Regions from separate parts of the Homo sapiens genome. Here region 2 is linked to region 1. A link is an interaction called in ENCODE POLR2A ChIA-PET data of the cell type or tissue named here. Cell type or tissue: PC-3. All regions are shown on one strand. Each heading gives the region's core, and the rest is flanking DNA. Links, peaks and the distances in the headings are about the cores only. Region 1 has its middle 14 kb from the start of PMAIP1. Region 2 has its middle 66 kb from the start of PMAIP1.

The links. ChIA-PET counts read pairs that join two places held together with the same protein. Peaks named below come from ENCODE experiments on the same cell type or tissue, not always from the same donor. Only the 100,000 strongest peaks of a DNase experiment are listed, where the experiment ranks them.
Region 2: POLR2A ChIA-PET joins it to region 1 with 15 read pairs; 12 of 35 experiments call an interaction of 5 or more read pairs at or near these places.

The regions. Positions count from the first base shown.
Region 1 is chr18:59,881,061-59,890,036 of GRCh38, reverse strand. No RefSeq gene overlaps it. Among named protein-coding and RNA genes, the nearest start is that of PMAIP1, 14 kb to the left of the region's middle. RefSeq lists enhancers at 3,929-4,158, 7,540-7,589. In PC-3, for the core only: no CTCF peak of the experiment used is centred there; DNase peaks (open chromatin) are centred at 4,146 and 7,876; H3K4me3 peaks cover 2,335 bases; H3K27ac peaks cover 2,764 bases.
Region 2 is chr18:59,961,688-59,970,663 of GRCh38, reverse strand. It overlaps the pseudogene NFE2L3P1. Among named protein-coding and RNA genes, the nearest start is that of PMAIP1, 66 kb to the right of the region's middle. In PC-3, for the core only: no CTCF peak of the experiment used is centred there; no DNase peak of the experiment used is centred there.

The sequences.
Region 1 (8,976 bases), core at 324-8,323:
CAGCAGATAGATTGGAAGCTAAGGGAGGCTGCATCCTATCTATCTATCTATCTATCTATCTATCTATCTATCTATCTATCTGTCTATCTATATCTGTCTGTCTTTCTGTGATGGGGTATGGCTCTGTTGCCCAAGCTGGAGTGAATGGCTCCATCTCGGCTCACTACAACCTCTGCTTCCCAGGCTCAAACCATTCTCCCACTTCGGCCTCCCGAGTAGTTGGGACTATAGGCGTGAGCCACCATGCCCGGCTACTTTTTGTATATTTGGTAGAGATGGGGTTTCAGAGCCTGGGTGATAGAGCAAGAACCTGTCTCAAAAAATAATAATGAAATGAAATTAAAAAATAAAAACAGAGCAACTGCAGACCTTGCGAAGGCACTGGGAGATCAGGACATCTGATCCAACCTCCCCGGCCTTCTTTCTGAAACGCACTGAGCACCTTCCTCCTTCATCCTCCAGGTAGGTTCGTGGTTTCCACACCCAGGACCATCTTCAACATCCCTCCAGTTGTTCCAGCCGGAGGCCCAGGTCTCCCTCTCCGCCCCTCCCTCTTTTTCACCCCACAGCCAATCAGGGCGAAGTCATCTTGAATATCCCTGGGCTGTGTTCATTTCTTTCCACAGTCTAGGACATCACTTCCTCTGGCCTGAACCACTGCAGGTGCCTCCTTTTTGGCCTTCCCGCTTCCAAACCTGCCCCTTTTTCCATCTATTCTCGCTGCAGCCAGAGTACTTTTCTTTAATTCAAATGTTCCCAGGTCCCTTCTTAAAACTCTTCTCTCCATGGCTTCAAAGTGATCAATTTTTGTCTTTAATTTGTTTTTGATTATTTTTGTTTATTTATTTATTTATTTATTTGCGACAGGGTCTCACTCTGTTCCGAGGATGGAAGCAGTGGTACCATCATAGCTCACTGCAGCCTCGAACTCCTAGGCGCACGTGATCCTCCCCACCTACGCCTCCAGAGTAGCTGGGACTACAAGCATGTGCCACAACACCCAGCTAACCTTTTATTTCTTGTAGAGGTGGGATCTTGCTATGTTGCCTTAGCTGGTCTCAAACTCCTGGCTTCAAGCAATCCTACCATCTCAGTCTCCCAAAGTGCTGGGATCACAGGTGTGAGCCACCAGGCCCAAACCAGATTTTTATTTTTAAAAGACAGAGTCTCTTCTCTGTTTAAATGTTGTCAGAGTTCTCCAGTTGCCCTAGCATCAAATCCAATTGCCACAGCAAAAGGGAAAAAGTGAGTGACAGTTTGTTCTTATGCCCAGATAGGGTGGGGGAGGGGCCAGTGCCCAAGAGGACATGCCCCAAACCATCGAAATGGAGAAGGGGACAGATGAGAAGTGAGTAAGAGAGAGAAGAAAGGGAGAATGAGAAAGAGAGGTGGCCTAAGGAACATAGCTAGCAGCCCCACCACCCTGGTACACCTGTCAGGAGAGTTGAAAAATGAGAAAGACTTTAGAAATCATGAGATTTCAATCAGGCTAGATATCACATTAGCTTTTTTTGTTTGTTTGTTTTTGAGACGGAGTCTCGCTCTGTCGCCCATGCTGGAGTGCAGTGGCACGATCTCGGCTCACTGCAAACTCCGCCTCCCGGGTTCACGCCATTCTCCTGCCTCAGCCTCCCAAGTAGCTGGGACTGCAGGCGCCCGCCACCACGTCTGGCTAAGTTCTTTTGTATCTTTAGTAGATACGGGGTTTCATCATGTTAGCCAGGATGGTCTCGATTTCCTGACCTCGTGATCCGCCCACCTCGGCTTCCCAAAGTGCTGGGATTACAGGCGTGAGCCACCGCTCCTGGCCGATACCACATTAGTTTTTTAAACAGACTTGGACTCTGAGCTCAGTGGCTTGTGCCTGTAATCCTAGCTACTTGGGAGAGTAATGGAGGAGGACCAGTTGAGCCCAGGAGTTCGAGACCAGCCTGGGCAACATAGTGAAATCCCATCTCTAAAAAAGAAAAGAAAAATAAAACAGCCTTCTTATAGTCTGTTTTAGTCCAGCAATAACAGGCTATAGTTCAGTCATAATCGGTTAGAAAAATCAATGTTTTAAAAAAGCACCATTCAATTAGTAACAAAAATATATATATGTATAGGCTCGGTGTGGTGGCTCACAGCTGTAGTCCCACCTACTTAGGAGGCTGAGGCAAGAGGATGGCTTGAGTCCAGGAGTTTGAAGTTGCAGTGAGCTATGATGGTACCACTACACTACAGCCTGGGCAACAGAGCAAGAACCCATCTCTGAAAAAAATGAAAATTATCAATATGCTTACTAAGGCGTATGCAAAACCTAAATCAAGAATCCTGGTTGTGTCCTGAAGGACATAATGGAAGAAGGATTTCTGAATGAGAAGACATTCCTCTGCCCAATTATTCTATGAACACAATGCAAGTCCAATTAGAATGCCATGAAGACTTTTTTAGGAATGTAAAAAGCCCACAGACAACCACCCCTACCCGTTAAAATATTACAAAGCAAATATAAACACAGTATTAAATAGTTCCGCAGAGCAGAGAGCTAAAGATACAGACCTCAAAATGTGGGAATGATGTATATGATGGAGGTGGCATTTCAATTCAGTGAAGACAAAATGAACTGATTATTCCATAAGTGGGTTTTGTTTTTGTTTTTGTTTTTTTGAGACACGGTCTTGCTCTGTGGCCCGGGCTGGAGTGCAGTGGTGCAATGTCTGCTCACTGCAACCTCCATCTCCTGGGTTCAAGCAATTCTCCTACCTCAGCCTTCTGAGTAGCTGGAATTACAGGCACCCACCACCACGCGCGGCTAATTTATATATTTATAGTAGATATGGGGTTTCACCATGTTGGCCAGGCCGGTCTCAAACTCCTGACCTCAGATGATCCTCCCGTCTCAGCCTCCCAAAGTGCTGGGATTACAGGCGGGAGCCACTGCGCCTGGCCTCCATAAGTGGTTTTGAGACAATTGATTATACATTCAGAAAAAATAATTAATGTCAGTTTCCTACCTCATTATCTGCATCAAAACAAATTCCAAAATTTCACATTTAAATATAAATATCAAACATGTTAAAACATGCTTAAATAAATCATAGGTGAGTATTTTCATCATTTTAGGATTGGACTGGATTTTGAAAGCCTACTGTGAAGACTAAATCCCAAGGACACATTTGACTTCCTAGGAATATGAAAGTTTGGATCAGTAATGTAGAAAGTAAAAAGTTTCCTCTTCAAAGTTTCCCTTCTTGTTAAAAAATAAATCATAAATGATAAAAATAATAATTTCTTTTAAAGACTAACTTCCTTCAAGCCTCCTCACTTTATGCTAATAACTCTTTGTTAGGTCCACTCCTATGTAGCTGTTATGCTCACAGGCACGTAGTACATTCTATGTCCTTGTACCTTAACCAAGATATTTGTGCTGGACATGCTCACAGGCACCTTCCAGCTCGCAGCCTATGCCCCTTCCCTATTTGGCATAAGCAACTTCCTCTTTTCCTTTGTCTTTCCATTACTTTTACCTATTTAAAAAAGTTTCAAACTGTTAGTCAATCGGGTTTTAGTTTAGACTGTGCTGTCTGACTCCAGCCAATGGAGACAGGACACAGTAGCAGGGACAAACTACTTAAGGAATAAAAATTGCTTCCCTCCTTTGTTTGGATGTGCTGTCGCCATTGTTCCATCTGTGACGGGCACTCTTTCTGCAGAAAGTAAAAATGGCCTTAGTAAGAAAATTAAATTTATGTTCAAGTGCTATTTCTTTGTAGCACCAGGGAACAAACATTCTGTTTCCAAATAAACATTTTACATATAACAAGTAAAATAACACTATGAAAAAAGTCAAAAGACCATTCCTAAAATGAGGGGAATAGGGCAAGTAAGTGGGGCAGTTCCACCCTAAAAGTCCCTGGAATAAATTTTAAAATGGCATATTCTTCATTTCAAACACAGAAGCCGTTCCTGGGAAACCTTGCAAGCCACAGTGCTTGGGTGGAAACATGACAGGCCAAATTGCAACCAGAATTCTTTGATTATAAACAAAAGCATTTTTGTTTCAGAGAAGAAAAAAAAAAAGAGAGAAAGGAAACTAAAAAAGAGGAAATGAATCACTTTCTGAATATGAGACCTCAAGTGCACAAACAGGCTGGGGAGTGGAGATGAGTTAGCTCGGTCATCATCAGTAGGTAATTCTTTTAAAGCTGTCTTTTGGGGAAAAGGCAAAAACCACATACCCACATTTATCTGATTCAGTGACTTTCTGGCAGGAGAGGAGCATGGGATCTCCAACTTTCGTCGGGAGCCATGAGAGTTTCCCCCTCTCCTTTCAGGGTCCCAGGAACTCTGCCCTATTGGAGCTCTGGAGCTTTGGGCTAAAGGAGGCTTGGGTCCAGCACAGATTCCCTGGGCGGCTTTGGCTCCCAAGAGACACAGCAGCTCTACGTACCAGGCACTGTCAGTTTTGACATTGTTGCTGTCAGATATTAACTCTGATTCCTTAATGCAGGAAGTAACTAAAACTAGTTACTTAGTTTTAGCCAGAAATCTGGATTTACTCCTAATTCTGCCATTGGAAACCCAACATGTTCTTAGGCAAAGGATCGACTTCCCTGGGGCTTAGTTATCCCATCTGTTAAATGGTTGTCTTAACTCTGTGCTTACCTCCTCAGTTTGGGGGGGAAGATTAAATAGCGAGAGTAGATAAAAGTATGTTGTAAACTATGTCACACATGGTTTATTAGTATTATTAGGACCGCAGTTCAATCAATTAGGATGTGTTTATAAAGATGTGATTGCAACCGATAAAATGTGATAGTTCCAAAAACAAAAAGAAAAAAAGCTATTTTTTATTTATTTATTTATTTATTTATTTATTTATTGAGACAGAGTCTCGCTCTGTTGCCTAGGCTGGAGTTCAGTGGTGCGATCACGGCTCACTGCAACCTCCGCTGACTGGATTCAAGTGATTCTCGTGCCTCTGCCTCCCAAGTAGCTGGGACTACAGTCATGTGCCACCACACCTGGCTGATTTTTGCATTTTTAGTAGAGACTGGGTCTCGTAATGTTGGCCAGGCTGGTCTCGAGCTCCTCAGCTCAAGTGATCTGCCCGCCCCAGCCTCTCAAAGTGCCACAGGTGTGAGCCACTGTGCCCAGTGCTACATATATATATATATTTTTGTTGTTGTTTTTGTTGTTGTTTTCATGAGAAATGGATAACAGTAAGCTTCTCAGAAGGAGAATGGAGTGGTTGGTGGGCAGGAGTAGAAGGGACAACTATTTTCTATTGTACACTCTTCTGTAACTTTTGAATATTTTAAAGCATATGTTTGTGTTAATTGCTCAAAGAATATGCAAATAAAATTCAAATTTATGTGGTCCAAGTTATTTCCTTCTCAGTTATAAATAGAAATGTACGTACATGTTCACCAAAAGGCATGTCCAAGAATATTCATAGCAGCCCTAATTGTAGTGGCCCCAAGCTGGAACCCTGTCTAAACGCCCAACCACTATAAAATGCATAAATTGTAGTATTTTCCCACAGTGAAATACTGTATAGCAACTACAATAAGTGATCTGTAACTATGGGCAAGAATGTGAATGAATATGACAAACATGTGGAGTGAAAGAAGTCAGACACAGAAGAGTACATACTTTGTGGGTTCATTTATAAAAGGTTCAAAGGCAGGCAAAACTACTGTAAGACATTAGAAGTCATAATAGTGGTCCCCCTTACAAGGTTTTGTAACTTAAGGGGTCAAAGAAGGGCTTCTGGAGTGTTGATAACATTCCATCTCTTAACTGGGTCACTGCTGTTTGCATATGTGTCTTCAATTTGTGAAAATTTATGACACTGTTTTCTGTATGTTACACATCAACCGAAGGTTTAAATAAATAAATAAGAAAGATTGGATGGGGCAGGAACCATCTAATGGGACTCACAATAAAACAACAGAACAATAAAATAAATTTTGCTTTGAGCTTTTCCAGTGATCTCCAAATGGTATCCATTTCATTCCGTCTCTAAGGGGCAGTTTCAGAAATTCACAGAGGCTACCATTTGTTAGTGGCAGCAGAAATTAAAATACAGAGCAAAGGGTGATATTAAAATCAGAGTCAAGTGTATTAGTATCTTTTTCAGTACTATCAAGCAACACTACAATGAAATAAAGATATAATATATAATTGGAACCGTGTCAAGATCTTAAAATGAAGTCACAGAGTTAGCAATGTCGAAGTATTAGAGTTTGGAAAGTCAGTGTGAGAGTAAAAGACATTTTTATATTCCTCAGAACTGAAAAATGTCACTGTATAGCATAGGAAACTTAGCAATAAGTATCCAAAACAGAAGTCAAGTGAAATGTAAATGGATGAATTCTAATCTCAAAGGCCATTAGATGAAGACAATATCTCTAACCACTATCTCTTATGACCTCAAAATCCCCGAGCTCAGGAGATACATAGGCCACAGAGCTGGTAGGTTATGGAGCCAGGGTTTGAAGCCAGATCTTGAAAGTCCAATGTAAAGCACCGCGAACTTTTGTCAGTTACTGGACGACATGCAGCTTTCTTTCCTCAAACTTTTACATGTATTCACACCCTCCTGTCGAGGTTAGCACCTTTGCATCCTCCAGATCCCAGCTGAAATGCCCTGAGGCCTCTTCTGCCACCTAATCTGAAATCATTCTCCTTCTTGATCTCTATGTCTTGTTTTCTTTCTTCATAACCTAGCAGAGGTCAGAGTTGCTTCATTTACTGGGGAGTGGTCCTTGATCCTGTATTCACTTACCAGTCTCCCAGCTGGACTATAAGCTCCATGAGGTGACAGCCACATCTATTGTGTCTCCAGCTCTTACTCCTGCACTTGGCATGCTAGGGATGCTCAGCAGATGACTATTTTAAACGTCAGTCATGGCCAGGCGCGGTGGCTCACGCCTGTAATCCCAGCTACTCAGGAGGCTGAGGCATGAGAATCGCTTGAACTTGGGAGGCAGAGGGTGCAGTGAGCTGAGATCGCGCCACTGCACTCCAGCTTGGGTGACAGAGTGAGACTCGGTCTCAAATAAATAAATAAATAAATAAATAAATAAATAAATAAATGTCATAATGAGTGCCAGGAGAATGTGAGTCGGCAGATCTCACAGGAGACCCGGGAGAGTAGTAGTTGCTGTTTAACTCTGTTTGCTGTTTACCTTCTGTGCGAGCTCAAGCCCAGAAGCTCCCATCTCTGGACCATGATTTCCTCATGTGTTAAATAAAGGCTGATTACTTACTTTCTAAATTTCCTCCATTCTAATTCCCACTCACTAAATTAAACTAATTCACAACAATGTGTGAATGGCTGATGGCTTATTACCATTCCCAGAGGGAGGTGCATTTTTAAAAGATAATGTTCCACATTAATCTCTATTTTTAGGCTATCAGCTCGATGAGTGAAAACAGTGGAACTGACTGGAGAGAGATAATTTTCTGCTGAGAGCAAATGAACCTGAGATTCTGCCCCTGTGAGTCAGCTGCCCGATTAGTTCCTGCTTTTCTCAGCTTCTTCCCCTCTCCTTATTTCAACTCAGGCTTCAAAAGAATGGAAACTTTTTTTTTAAACTTTTTTTTTTCCACCTCACGCCCTCCCCAACTGCTACAGTACATATGGCCATGGGGCTTCTGCTGTGATCAACGTTAGAGAGTTGTAAGCTATGCTCAAGTGAGGCCACAGCTTTGTCTGAAGTTGTATGGTCCCAGTGGGTTTGGTTTCTAGAAACCCCAGGATTTCTTTCTGTTTCCAAGTGTGGGGCTCTAGGTGGTTGCCAGGCATTGTGGTTTTGCAGACGGGGCAGTATTTATCTCTCCCTGAGCCTTAGTTATTCATCTTGTCGTCTTTCCGGAACTCAGAGTGTCCTACCAGGAAAATGAGTGTCTAGGCAGAGAGGACAAAGGTTGGCTCAGAAGAACAAACAAAGAGAGGAAGCACTCAGTAGTAATCACAACATTAGGTAGAGCAGCAAATAGTAAAATTTGGCCTGTGTTTACAGAATGGCTCTGTACAGCCTTTTCTTCCGTTGTTTTGATCCAGCATCTCTAATCTGAATCCTCCAGAACTCTAGCCAAGGGCTGGGTAATCCACCCAGCCGATCCTAGCTCCTGATGAAAGTGAGAATATATTTTGCCTCTTCACACGGGCCCCACCCTTGTTTTTTCCTTTGACTATCATGTTCCTCCTGGCAGCTGGGCGTTGAGGTGGCCTCCTTTGATGCCTGGGTCATAACTCACCCTGAGGGATGTTGCTGTCTGGCCTTACTGGGCACCTGCATCCACACTCACCAGCACTGAAGTGACAATTGAGTGGCTTTGGTCATTGTTTCTTCAGCCAGGGCTTTCTTTCATCTTAGCCTCAAAATTCCCTGCCCTGAAGGTTTATTACCAGAAGAGTTTATTTAAATAAACAACTACTAGGCCAAACTTCACTGGATTCCACCTTGGGAAGATAACCCCCCCTTTTTTTTAGATGAGGTCGCACTCTGTCACCCAGGCTGGAGTGCAATGGTGTCATCTCAGCTCACTGCAACCTCCGCCTCCCAGGTTCAAGCAATTCTCCTGCCTCAGCCTCCTGAGTAGCTGGGATTACAGGAGCATGCCTGGCTAATTTTTGTATTATTAGTAGAGAAGGGGTTTCACTGTGTTGGCCAGGCTGGTCTCGAACCCCTGAGCTCAGGTAATCTACCTTCCTCGGCCTCCCAAAGTGCTGGGATTACAAGCGTGAGCCACCACACCCAGCCAGAGCCTCTTTATTTTACCCAAATTTCAAGGGATCCAGGCAATCTGCAGTGGAATCACCATTAATACGCTGAATGACAGAGATCTAAGAAAAGGGGGTAGTTCAAATATAGCAGATTCATCAGTGTTGTGTGACTTGGGAAAAACTTGCACACACCCCCACCCCAGAATGGTTTTTAGGAAAGGAAAATCCCACATACAGAATGCCTTTACTTTTCTTGT
Region 2 (8,976 bases), core at 568-8,567, 80 kb before region 1:
ACCTATAGCACCTTCATCACACACAGAGTGAGAGGAATTAAACTTGATGACAGAGGTACTATTGTGACTTGAATCTAAAGAAAGGCCAGAATCAGAATCTGGTTCATCAAAAAGCTGAGAAACATCGATCGGATCGAAGTTGTCTTCTGTGGCCAATGACATTAAGTTTATCTCATCAAATATATTTACATCAAGGTCATACAGTAGGTCTTGGCTTGTTAGATTCCCATATGATTGTCAACCGGTGAAAGAAATCCTGTCAAATTAGTTCCAGGAAGGATTTGCTCAGGATTGGTGGTATGAGAATTTAACTGCAGAAATGGTTCTTGTGACTGAGGTCCTTGCTATTGGATCTCTTCTAAATGTACTGTTGGGACAAAGCAAGATGGCCTCATGAAGATTCACATCCCGACTTACAGCCTGGCTGAAGTTTACATGAGAATGTGCTGAAGAATTCATGCCATCACTGATACTGCCTGGAAGAGGAATATCTCCCAATGAGATGCCCTCCAGTGAATTTTCAGGCTGTGATGAAAGCAACTGGAATAAGTCTTCCAGAGAGAAAGAAAGAAGTATCTGCCCCATTCAGATGTCTCTCATTTCTAGATTCAGAGGTCTTTTCTGCCTCCCAGTCAGGTTTCTCTGCTATTTTGTTTTCATCATCATTATTCTGCTGAAGTGAGTTCTCCTTCAGGGCTGACACCCTTTCTTCATTTTCCTCACGCTGGGAACTATGATCCACAGCTTCGTGCTTTTCTCTTAGTACCTCGTTCTCCTCGCTCGCACATCCGCCAGCGTCCGCCACCTGAGCCGTCGGTTCCGCGGGTGCCTTCTCCTCTTCCCCGGCGTCCAAGGGACCACTCCGAGCCGCTCGGGGATCCCCGCCGCCCCCCTGCACAGCCTGGCTGCCGCCGTCCACGCTGGCGCCAGCTCCTCCGGTGGACGAGGCGGCGGCGGCGCCGAGCAGCCCGTGGGCCTCGTCCGCGCTCCCGACAGCCACGGTGTGCACCAGCCACGCATCCACCCGGGCGCGAGGGATGAAGGGGACCCCGAGCACGCGCACCTCCCGGAGCAGCTGGCCCTCGGGCTGCGCGGCAGCGTCCAGCTCCCGGCCCTTGGGGTGCAAGTGGCCCGCGCGCCCCCACCCTCCCGAGGCCGAGAAGGGGCTGAGCGCGTAGGCAGAGCTAGCCGGGCCGCCCAGGAACAGCAGTTCGTCCCGGAGCACGGAATTTTCATCTTTGGTGCATGAGTTCTAAATTGTAGACATGTCTAGAGCAACTAAACCTTAGCACCGTGACCACTTGACACATGAGCAGAAGAGGCTCCCTGCAACGGGAGAGGCTTTTGTGAATAATAGTCTATGCTTAATTGTGTCACCAAGAAACAAGGCAATGCCTAACCTCCTGCTCCAGATAATGCCAGCTCTCTGCCAGCTGACCAGGAGCCTATTACTCCCAACCTCCTAAAGAAGGAGTCTGTAGAAGGCCTTGGCTCTCACCAGCCCACTCTGCCTCTGGAAACTGCAAGACAAAACAATTGTCCAGTGGCTCCCATATGAGACACACTAAACTGGCTGTCTTCCGCTATGAGATTATTATACTAATCCTTTAGCTTATAATGAATTATTAAGAAAGCAAACTTACATTTGCCTTTTAAAGCTGTATGTGTAAACCTATTTCATACAAACCAATGCAGAAATAAACATGTTGAACTAACATATTCTCAACATTTGCTTCTAAAGGTGTTTCCCTAACACTTCCATTTATGGAAAAAAAACAGCTTATGATGCATCTTTAAAAAAGCATGCTTACAATCACTTCACCTCAGTCATCAGCAGCAGCCCAAATCCTGCCTGTCAGCCACCATCACCCAAACTAGCAGGCACATGCACGAATATGACCCGATTTCCCTTCCTCTCCACCCTCTAAAACCCTGTTGGTGCATTCTATGGAATGTACAGTGTATCATCAGGAAACTTGCTTTATCCTCAAACTTTTCTCTAAACCTTCTCCTCTCCTCTTTCATGCCCTATCTGAAACCTGCTTATTCCATAAAAATATCTCTTCCTCCTTCCCCACAGCCCTCTAGAGAAGCAGCTATCTTTTCTTACCCCATGAGGAATGGGTCTAGGAATGGCATATTGTCCTTTCTAAGCTAGAAAACCTAGCAGTTCTCTCTTTAAATCATATCCCAACTCTGTCCAATTCACTGCCTCTTCACCACCACTATCACCACCCAGGCCATGCCAACCCTCTCCTAACCTGTCTCTTTCTCTCCGCCCTTACCATCCCGTGGTCCATCTCTCCATAGCAGTCATCTTACTTTTAACTGGCTGTGATATCACATCTCTCTCCTCCTTAAAATCCATCAGGAGTTTTAGTCCTTACTTTGCCTTGCAAAACCTGCATGATCTGGGCCCTGCCTCCATCTCTGTCTCTTGTGCCACTTCTGGCTTTGCCCACTGTAGTGAAGAGAATTGTGTCCCCCAAAAAGACATATTGAATCTCTAACACAGCCTACCCTCATACCTGTGAACATGATCTTATTTAGAAATAGGGTCTTTGCAGATGTAATCAAGTTAAGATGACATCATTACAGAAGGCCCTAAATCCAATGACTGATGTCCTTATTGGAAGAAAAGGCCATGTAAAGACAGAGACATTGGCGGGGCATAGTGGCTCATGCCTGTAATTCCAGCACTTTGGGAGGCCAAGGCGGGAGGTTCACTTGAGCCCAGGAGCTCAAGTCCTGTCTGGGGAACCTGGCAAGACTCCATCTCAAAAAAAAAAAAAAAATTAGCAGGGCATGGTGGTGCACATCTGTGGTCCCAGCTACTCAGGAGGCTGAGGCAGGAGGATGGCTTGAACCCAGGAGGTCAAGGCTACAGTGACCCATAATCATGCCACTGCATTTCAGCCTGGGTGACAGAGGGAGACACTGTCTCAAAGAAAAGAGACACGGAAAGAATGCCAGGTGACAATGAAGGCAGAGATTGGAGCAGTGCATCTACAATCCTCCCATGGAGGATCCTTTCTTGCCCTTCCTAGCTTTTGGTAGCTAAGAGGGACTATAGCCCTGCTGACACCCTGATTTCAGACTCTGGTCTCCAGAACTGTGAAGCAATAAATTCCTGTTGAGCTAAGCCACCCAGTTTGGGGTCTTTTGTTACGGCAGCCCTAGACCACTAATAAACCCGCACTACTCTAGGCATATTGACCCCTCTGGGCTCCTTGAACACACCAACCTGATTCCTGACCTATAAACTGTGTTCTAACTTTTCTCTCTGACCAGAATGTTCTTCCTATTTTTATATGACCAGCACTTACATGCCATTCATCTCAGCTTAAATGTCACCTCCCCATTTTCAAACATTCTACCTAAAATAGCTACCCAGCTACTTTCTATTACATTAACCTGTTTTAGTCCCCTGCATAGCCTATAGCTATCTGATGTTACACATGATTGTTTATCTATCATCTGTTTTTCTCCATGCACTAGATGAGAACAGTGACTTGATTATCTTAGTTATTGCTGTCTCCTGCATGCCTAGACAGCACATTGTAGCTACATAGGTAGGGTGGCCAATTCGTCCCAGCTTGCCCAGGAATGGTTTTAAAACAGTTTCATGTCCTGGGAGGCCCCTCGGTACCAGGAAAACCAGGATGGCTAATCACTTTACTAGTAGACATTGTCAATCAATCCAATTATCCATAAATATTAGAAACTGAATGCATTCATTAAACTTTCAAAGAAATAAAATTCTTACTCTAAAATCTAACACAATGTAATTGAGTATTTTAGTCACAGGTGGCCACTAAATGGCTAGATTCATTAACATACCAGCTTTCATTAAAATCACCCTAAGGTGAGGAGACATTTCATTCCAATTAAAGTATTAAGGTACTCAGCTGTTTCTCATGGTACTGTAAGCATATAGAACTGTATACCTTTGAAGAATTTATAATTCCCATGTGTATTTCTGAAAAATCATTAAAATTTTCCATGCTGAAAAAAAAGATGGATTTATAAATACTATGACTAACTCACATTTTTAATGTTTTTTCTGAAATTTTTGTCACTAACATGAAAAATCTATATTGGGACAGATAAAACTGTGAATACAATGACATCTTGTATCCAGGGATTTAAAATATAGCAAATATGTATTTATTCACTATAGTGACCACCTGAAGATTTTAATAGATGCAGAAAAAAAAATCAGCTTCTCAGAAAGAAATCTACTGTTGAAAATGTTCTGAAAGCAAGTTTTTCTCAAGTTTACAGCCCTTAGGTAAGAGATAATCCACAGCTGGTGTCATTTTCTAAGAGAACCTCATAAAGTCACTAAGGCAAAAAGAGGCTCATCTCAAGAATTCTTGTCTGCAGTGAAGATTTGCCACTCTGATCACTCTAGAGATTAAAATTTGCTCAAGGGAACAGTTTCTAAAACAGAGCTTGTAATTTCAGGAAATTTTATTCTTTCTTATTCCCAGAGATTAGATCAATCTGATCTTGGCAAGATACACCACTTTTGTAAACTTGTAAACACATGCAAGCAATATTTATATGCTGTGTATTAAATATATATGTAGCAAAATTTAAAGCATGAGCAGACATAATAAAATGCCCAATTATCATTGTGTGGACCTATGGGAAGAAATAAAGGGAACAGGATCAGAGAGAAGATCAAGGGAACTTCAACTTTACTAGAAATGTTTCTTAATTTTATGAGTTTAATATGTTCTTATGGGTGCTAATGCTTGTTACATTATTTTTTCTTTTTTTCCTTTTACCTTTTCCAATTAACAAACAAGAAATAAATAAATAGCTATTGCTCCCAAGAGTCATTTGACTTTCCTTCAAGGAGTGTGACAAGCCAAGGAAAGAAATAGAGAGTTCAAGATGAAGCAGCCTTTGGCTTATGTGTCTGAAACCCCTGAAGCTGTAAGAAATCAGGATGGATTATTCTAGTTAGAAGTTGGTCAGTGCGTAGGTAGGTTTCTCTCTTTATACACTTGTTATTAGAAAAAAGGTATTTTGCAAAAATGCAGTTCTGATGAGAGCATTTTATAAATAAGAGCCTGGCACTTGTTGAGAGAGGTGGAGTAAGGATGAGAAGAGAGGGATGAAGGTATGGGGAAATGACAGTCAAAGGGTACAGAATCTCAGTTTCACAGAAGAATATAGGGTTTTTTTAGTTCTATTGCCAAGCATGGTGAATATATTTATATTAGAGGGTTGTACCTTTCAAAATTGCTAAGAGAGATTATTTCACTTCATATTTATAAATTATAACATCACTTTGTACCCCATAAATTTATATAAGTTGACAATTTACAATTAAAAATAAAGTTTGATTAACAATTTAAAATAAAGTAAAATAAAACACTGATAGTGGAATTGCAAGAGACAATAGCAGATGAAATTTTCTCTAATGTTTCACAGAAGTTTTTAAAGAGCCAAAATATCTGTCCACAAACATCAAAACAGTGAAAGGTACACATCCCTGTTCTATAATCTCAAAAAAAGTGATGACCAGAGGAAAAGGAACAGAGACAATTTTGGTGTAGGTTAGCACAGCTCCTGATCACCCCCGAATTAGTCAGGGTCTAGTCAGAAAATGGAAGGCAGCATAGTTTATGTCAAAAGGAGGGGATTTGAAGCTGGGGGAGGGTAAAACCAAGGAGAGAAAAGGAGGGGGAAAGAGGGACAGTGTAGAGGGAGCTGCTCTGAGGAAAAGACAAATCCACTTCCCAAGATTCCAAGATTGAGAGAGAGAGAAACCCAGGCTTTTCCCGGCATCTTCTCTTCTAGTCTTACATTAGCAGAATTTTCATGGAAAGAATAAGGCGAGAGAGCTGCATTGCTGAGAAGGGAAGAGAAGGGAGAAATATGTACCTGAGAACAAGCAAATAACCAGTACAACCCCGGAGCCCACCAGCGACCGCGGGAAGAGAGAAAGCATGCCAATGGGAGCAGCATTTCCTGACAAAACATCATGGAGCAAGGTCCATGAAGCACTAAGCAATGTCTAGGAAAATCCATCATGACCCCATTACACTCAGTAAGTTGTTCAAATAAGGTTCCCAAACACGACAGGGTCAGAGAACTTTTTTTTTTTTTTTTTTTTTTTTGAGACGGCGTCTCACTCTGTGGCCAGGTTGGAACGCAGTGGTGCAATCTCGGCTCACTGCAACCTCCACCTCCTGGGTTCAAGCGATTCTCCTGCCTCAGCCTCCCGAGTAGCTGCAACTACAGGCGCGCGCCACCACGCCCGGCTAATTTTTGTATTTTTAGTAGAGACGGGGACTTCACCATGTTGCCAAGGCTTGTCTCAAACTCCTGACCTCAAGTGATCCTCCCACCTCGGCCTCCCAAAGTGCTGGGATTACAGGCATGAGCCGCTGCGCCCATACCCTTTCAGCATTTTTTAAGAAATAGCTTTGAAGTAAACACTTTTTAGGGAAACAAAAATTCTCTTTGTGTAGTAAGGGTTTTTTTTTTATATTCTTCCATATATTTATATCATTTGGTTTGGATCGGTTCAGATTCCTTGAGAAAAAAAAATGCTGTCTTCATCAGTGAGGTTAAAATCCACAATCCTAATTTCCATTCCAGAAGCTAAAGTGCACAGAGAGGCAAATAAAATACAGAAACAGGCTAGGTGTGGTAGCTCACACCTGCAATCCCAACGCTTTGAGAGGCAAAGGTGGGAGGATTCTTGGAGCCCAGGAGTTCAAGACTAGCCTGGGCAACATGGTGAGACCCCCATATCTACAAAAAAATTTTTTTAATTAGCTGGGTTCAGTGGCATGCACCTGTGGTCCCAGCTACTCAGGAGGCTGAGGTAGGAGGATCACTTGAGCCCAGGAGTTGGAAGCTGCAGTGAGCTGTGATTGTGCCACTGCAATCTACCATGGGCAACAGAGTGAGATGCTGTCTCAAAAAAGAAAAAGAAACAATACATTTATCAAACATCTCATGAAAGGTAAATGGGAATGACTATATGAAGCTTCCATATAAAGTTATTACATACATACATACCGTAACTTTGTATTTATTTTAACACTTCGAATAAAATGCTTTCTAAGATTCGTTTTGTGGTTTACTCTCTTTTATGGTGCAAGATCCAATTTAACCTTTTCTTCAAATTCAAAAATGCTAGTTGTTTCCCTCGGCAGTGAGTATAGAGGTATTCTCAGGAGCTACCTTAAGTGCTGTGTGTTTATTTGCTCAAGGTTTTATCAGCTTTTCTTGAAAGCTACTTTGTTATTGGGGATGGAGCGGGGGTAGTAATAGTTACTGATGTTCCTTTAGGGATGTATTTTTGGACATTTATTCTTTCTCAGATGTGTTTTTGAATAGTTGTGACTGAATCAGAGAGCTAAAAAGTGAGATGATGTAACAGTTCATATGGGATCATAGATAAATGGGTTAGGTTGCAGGAACCTGAAGGATTCATGGAGTTCTCTACAGATACCTGTAATTAATTAAATCCTCTCTCTTTGAGGATTAAAAAAGAAGATACTCTTCAAAACTGTCATCTTCCAAAAATATGTTGGGAACAGAGTCATATACTAAGGTAAATATGTCTTATTTTTATTTGAGAGAGTCAGTGTATATAGTCATTAAAAGCACAGCCTCTCAGCCAGACTGGCTAAGTTCTGTGGACTTTGGAGTAATTTACGTGAATTCCCATGCCTCAGTTTCCTCAACTGTAAAATGGGTATTATAATAGTAGCATCTACCTCATAGAGTTCTCAAGAAGAAAAACATGAGTCAGAATTTGTAAAACACTTATAACTGTGCCTGGAATATAGAAAGTACAATTATTATATAAGCTAGATTATAGGGGAAAAAAAAGAATTTTAAGAGAAATCGTCTTGGTCTGTATTCCTTAATGTTGATGTTGGTGGTGTTTTCTCCATGACTCTGAGAACAAAGTGTATTTGAATATACATTGGCCCTCTGTATCTGTAGGTTCTGCAACCATGGATTTAACCAACTAAAGATCAAAAATATTTTTGTAAAAAAAATGGATGGTTGCATCTGTATCAATATGTACAGACTTTTTCCTTGTCGTTATTTCCTAAACAATAGAGTATAACAAATATTTACATGGTATTTACGTTGTATTGGGTATTATAAGTAATCGAGACGTGATTTAAAGTATACATGAGGATGTGTTTAAGTTATATGCAAATACTATGCCATTTTATATCAGGTACTTGAACATCCTCAAATTTCGATACCAGGGGAGGGGTCCTGGAATCATTTTCCCACAGATACCAAAGGATGACTAGACAATTCTGACCAGGGCCAGCTTCATGGGCATGTGACCTGTACAAGAAGGAATCTCTATGCCCATATTAGAAGTCTCCCTTACTTGGTTTAATGCTCTGCTGTCATGATTTTGAGATTCTTAAGACTTTCTGAACAAGGAATCTCACATTTTATTTTGCCCTGGGCCCTGAAAATGATGTCCCCAATCCTGACTTGGACTCCCTGTGCTCCCTGATTCTTGTAAGCCCAGAAGCCCTAAGCTGGTTGTTGTATCCTCTCTCTGCTCACAGGTTTGGGGTCGATCACTCTGGAGCAAGAACAGTAAAAGAATTGAAAATTCAGATCCTGCCGAGCTCAGTGGCTCACGCCTGTAATCCCAGCACTTTGGGAGGCCGAGGTGGGCAGATCACTTGAGGTCAGGAGTTTGAGACCAGCCTGGCCAGCATGATGAAACACTGTCTCTACAAAAAATACAAAAATTAGCCAGGCGTGGTGGCACACGCCCGTAATCCCAGCTACTCGGGAGGCTGAGGCAGGAGAATGGCTTGAACCTGAGAGGCAGAGGTTGCAGTGAGCTGAGATCATGCCACTGCACTCCAGCCTGGGAAACAGAGGGAGACTCTGTCTCAAAAAATAAAAATAAAAAAATGACAATCTCAGCCTATTACACTGTGTTTCTCACAGAACGTTTAT